2 separate regions of the Mus musculus genome follow, and region 1 is linked to region 2. The links are chromatin loops, found by intact Hi-C in ENCODE. Cell type or tissue: left cerebral cortex. All regions are shown on one strand.

The links. A loop is a pair of places that touch in the nucleus more often than their neighbours do. Peaks named below come from ENCODE experiments on the same cell type or tissue, not always from the same donor. Only the 100,000 strongest peaks of a DNase experiment are listed, where the experiment ranks them.
Region 1: it touches region 2 in a loop (2.4-fold over the local background); 7 of 42 quality-filtered maps call a loop at or near these places.

What each region holds. Positions count from the first base shown.
Region 1 is chr8:26,335,734-26,338,233 of GRCm38, forward strand. No RefSeq gene overlaps it. Among named protein-coding and RNA genes, the nearest start is that of Gm31784, 25 kb to the left of the region's middle. In left cerebral cortex, no CTCF peak of the experiment used is centred here; a DNase peak (open chromatin) is centred at 1,378.
Region 2 is chr8:26,183,338-26,185,837 of GRCm38, forward strand. No RefSeq gene overlaps it. Among named protein-coding and RNA genes, the nearest start is that of Thap1, 26 kb to the left of the region's middle. In left cerebral cortex, a CTCF peak has its summit at 1,036 (motif pointing right); DNase peaks (open chromatin) are centred at 1,051 and 1,645; H3K4me3 peaks cover 632 bases.

The DNA.
Region 1 (2,500 bases), 150 kb after region 2:
CCCCACTCTGGTTTCCCTGCATCCCCCCACTTTCTTGAATTCATGACCTAATCTGTATTTATTTTTGTTACACACACACACACACACACGCACACACACACACACACACACACACACACACACACACACACCCACACCCACACACACACACACACACCTGCTGATGGATGGAGAAAACAGCTTTGTTTTTCCTTTTCAGAGATGAGACCACAGTACCAAGGGTCATTTGTTGGTGTCAATGTGTGGAACTTGAAGCTCGTACACATTGACCGAGGTTGTGTATTTCTTGGGTGTTATGATGAAGCTCCTGATACATGAGTCTCATTTACCCATTGATAAATATTTGTTAATGAAATTCCATGTGCCAAGTCCTTTCTGAACACTGACTTAAAAAAAAAAGAAAAGCCAGTGTACTTTGGCTTAAATTCCTTATAGATAGAACATAAATACCTACTGTTTCATAAATAAGGTTTCTGATTACATATCCCTTATCACAACTAAATGGTGGGTTTCTGAAGCCAGCAGTGGTCAGTGATTCATACTCTTCACCCCATCAGGATTTGGGTGTCAGCAACTCATGAGTATATAGTTTGTTTTAAGAAGGCCACTGGTATGTAGATGTCACCACATTGAGTTTTGGAGTGACAGAGTTGATGACAATTGTATTCTCAAAGCCATATTTGTCCATCTTCCCAGAGCAGAGTGTTCAGTGACACAAAGCACAGTTGCTGTGGTGATATGAATATGCTTGGCCCAGGGAGTGACACTATTAGGCATTACAATGCCTCATTGGCATATGTGTGGCCTTGTTGGAGGAAGTGTGTCACTGTAGGGGTGGGCTTTGGGACCCTCCCCCTAGCTTCCTGGCAGGCATTCTGCTCCTGGCTTCCTTTGGATGAAGATGTAGAACTCTTAGCTCCTTTCACATCATGCCTGCCTAGATGCTGCCATGCTTCCTGTCATAATGATAGTAGACTGAACCTCAGAACCTGTAAGCCAGTCCCAATTAAATGTTGTCCTTTATAAGAGTTGACCTGGTCATAGTGTCTCTTCACAACAATGGAAACCCTAACTAAAGGCAGTTGGGTTCTGTTGTTTAGGAACTCTGCATCATGGTAGGAGTGGAAGGGGAGGGTTTGAATATCATAGTTTCCAAGGTTGGAGGAGTTGATACTACATTGAAAATCCATCAAGATTCTGAGGAATAATGTAGTCTAAACCTAAGGGGCAACTAAAAACTCGGCCATGCCCCGGCAGAGCAAGCTTGCAAATACAGCTGCTTAAATAGCTGGTCCCTAGTCTTGGCACAGCACTGGCATGACAATGATTCAGTGGTGGCAGGCAGATTTCATGCCTCCTAAATTAGAGTACTTGGGATCTGCCCAAGCAGGCACTTATATCCTGTACAAAGCTTTCACTGTCTGGAAAGGACCTGCCTGCATATTGATAGAAGGCTCTGAAAATAAGTCATCTCCCCACCACAAAAAACAAAAATGCATCAGATCTCATGTCTCAAATGAAGTCATACCATGAGAACTTTGTGGGACAGAGTTTTGAAGATGGCGAGGGATGCTTGGCTGTCAGGGGCATGGCTATAGAATTACTGGCTCACAGGCACAAGAAGGCACACATGGTCACCGCACTGTGTGGAGACAGGGATCTTGATTATGGCTATTTCAGAGGTACTCAGTTTCATAGCCTCAGGTCCTTGGCCCTGTGCCAGAGCAGAGATGGTCTGGTTTGATGTTTTACAATATAATAGATCATATTAGCTTGAAAGTCATTTCCAGCAAATCCAATATTCAAAGGACTAATCACCGTGTTTGGACCAAGAGCTAGACATGGGATGAAGCAGTCTAGAGCTTTCTATCTCTGGAAGCAACCTTTTCCTGCATGGCCAAGATCTGGAGATACAATGCATTTCTACATAGAGGAGTTGTTACACGCGGGACCAATTATACACTGTCCCTTTCCAATCAGTCCTTTAAAAGAAAGCCAAGCTTTGCACGGCCACTTGTCAACCTGTCTCTTGGTCAAAGAATCATCTCACATAAGGACACCATAACTTGTTTCATTGGCAAAGTCAACACACTGAAAATATTTGAAGGGATTGTCATGGCCTTGGACTAGGATACATGAAGTCTTGCTCTCTTTTCAATGATACTGTTTATCTGTGATATAGCATTTACTATTGTTTATGCCACTTTAAAAAAAAAATCAAGAGAAGTGTACTGACTTCAAAGGTGGCTGAGGAGCAACAAGAATCAAGTTCTCTTGTCCGGAGCTCTTGGCCTACAGCTGGGAACTGGGGCACGATGAAGCAGTAGCTAGGCTACATTCCTGCCAGTGGTACCCTTAAAAAGAGGGCGTGAACATCATGAAAAGATGCTGAGAGAAGTGTTGGGTTCCTAGCATAAGTTAAAGGGAACAAGGCCTTGGTCTTTAGAATCTCCACTGCTGAGGTTTGTTGTAGGAGATGGAGATCGAGAGTGGGAAACAG
Region 2 (2,500 bases):
TTATAATGAGGATGGATGTGAAACTATAATGGCATTGTGATGTGATTATTTTCTTAAAATAAATTCCTATCTATATTAAGAAATGTTAAACATCCTTAGTCATCACGGAAACGCAAGTTTAAACCATTTTGAGGTTCAATGCATCCCAGTCAGAACAACTATTGTTGAGCAAACAAATGACAAGAAATGCTGGAGAGGGTGTGAGGGAAGAGGGGCTTTTAATCACAGTTGGGCGGACTATAAACCAAGTCCAGCCATGATGGAAACCAGCACGAAGCATCTTCAAAAAATAAATTCATAGAACTATATGATCTATCTATACCACTCCTGGAACCCCAGAGACAGTTGTGTATTTATATTTATTGCTGCTCTATTCACAATGACAGGGAAATGGAATCTGCTTGGATGCTCACCAATAGGAAGACAGAATTGAAAACGTGGCTTCTATCTGGAATTTTACTCAGCTGTGAAGGAAAACAATCACGAAATTTGGAGAACAATGAATGAATTTGGGAAAATATTTCTTTCTATATAGTACCATTGAATTATTAGAAACTATTATTTCGAGTGTGGGATGACAGACTCACATCCTCTTTCATATGTGGACCCTAATTTTCAATGTGGGAATAGGCTACAGAACTAGGTATGAGGACAGGGGAGTCAGAGTGTCAAGAAAGGGGTTGGCGACACCGTGACATGAGAGCGGACAGACAGAAGGCTAGTGTGGTAGGCATGAGGTAGGGGCGGAGAAGGCGAGGCCAGGGTCAGAGGAACAACAAAAACAAATTTTGTTTGAAAAAATCCCACAACGGAACTATTTGTGTAATAATAAAAATTAAAAAAGAAATACCAGGCCTCTTAAAAATGAAAGTTTAGAAAGATAATTAGCAACGAAAAGAACGTGAATACTATTTCCTGATATAGCAATTCATAATTCAATGCTCTACAAGAGCATAATGGTTAAACAACAGCAACAGAATAGCAACAACAATAAAAGGAACAGCCAGGCGCCAGCTCGTGGTCATTTCAACATGCCAGACGATGGCAGCACAGTACCACGAGACAGTCTCAGCTTCCCAAGTCCCTGTGATTAGCGAGGAGACTGGAGTGTGAATCAGACCATTAATGACCCAAAGAAACATCTTTCTGGACGGAAATGCTTAGCCTTGTAGGGTTAAAGGAACCTGCACTCCTGTGTGTGTGTGACAGTTGTGACAGTTGTTGATAGAGTTGAATGTGCTTCCTTTTTGTGTTTCCACCTCAGTTTAGATCCATCCTCCGTCTGCCTGTCTGTCCTTCTGTCCCTTCCTTCCTTCCTCCTTTCCTTCCTTTAGGAAGGCTTCAGCCGATGACAATATGACCCCGCTGCCTTTGGATCAGCGAAAGTTTCTGATAGAACATTCCATGGTTTTGAAACCAGATGAATGGTATGCCCTTCCTACTCCCTTTTAGATAATTATATCTTTATTGAGCTCGTTGAATTTTTTTTTTGTTTCTGCCAGTCTCTCCTTCTCTTACTATGCTCAGTACGAATTTTAAAGGCTTACGGTCGCAGCGACGGTTTGAGAAAGAGGAGCATCACCTCTGACGTCACAGTAGCGTCATCATCAAGCGAGTAAGCCATTATCTCTGCACTGCTTCCCAACCCTGAGTCCTCTTTGGTTGCTTCCGCTTTCTAAAGTAGAACCGCACCGGTGGCTCTTTGCGAAGAAGTTCGCAGTGTATTTTACGGAGTGTTAGGCAGCTAGGTGGTGAACACTCTCCGTACTCCTCAGTCCCTTCGATGTGTGACTTCAGTCCACTAGCTTGAGTCCTTGGCAGGGTCCATGTTTCTTTGGAAGGATGATAAGATTGCATGTCTTAATGGTCTAGATGAAAATGTTAGTCCAAAAGAGCATGCAAGCAGATAATAATAATGGAAAAAGCATTATAAGTTTTCCTGGCCAATAGTAATTTTTATATGTGTGTTAATTATATTACCCATTGATATATAAATGCGCAAAGAATCTCATTTCTTTTTCATGGATGAAATACAGATAAAATGGAAATGGAGAAATTCCAGTAGGATTTTATCTTAACTCCTCTCAGATGACTGTCTGGGGATTTGGAGCATAAACAGGAAGAAGTAGGCTAGTATTCGTCCATGAGTGGACTTTTCCAAAACTATGGTACATTCCCCTTTTATATGGGTAGTTTGGTTGTGGCTTGGCATCAGATTTCTGATCAAAGTAGCCTATTCTAGGAGGTTAGTGGTATTAAGATTAAGATTTTTTAAAATGATTTTTTTTGGTTTATTTATTTATTTCGTGTATATGAGTACACTGTCACTATCTTTAGACACACCAGAAGAAGGCATTGGATCCCCACTACAGATGGTTGTGAGCCACCATGTGGTTGCTGGGAATTGAACTCAGGACCTCTGAAAGAGCAGTCAGTGCTCTCAACCGCTGAACCATCTCTCCAGCTCTTAAGATGCCATTGTAATAAAACAGAAAAGTTA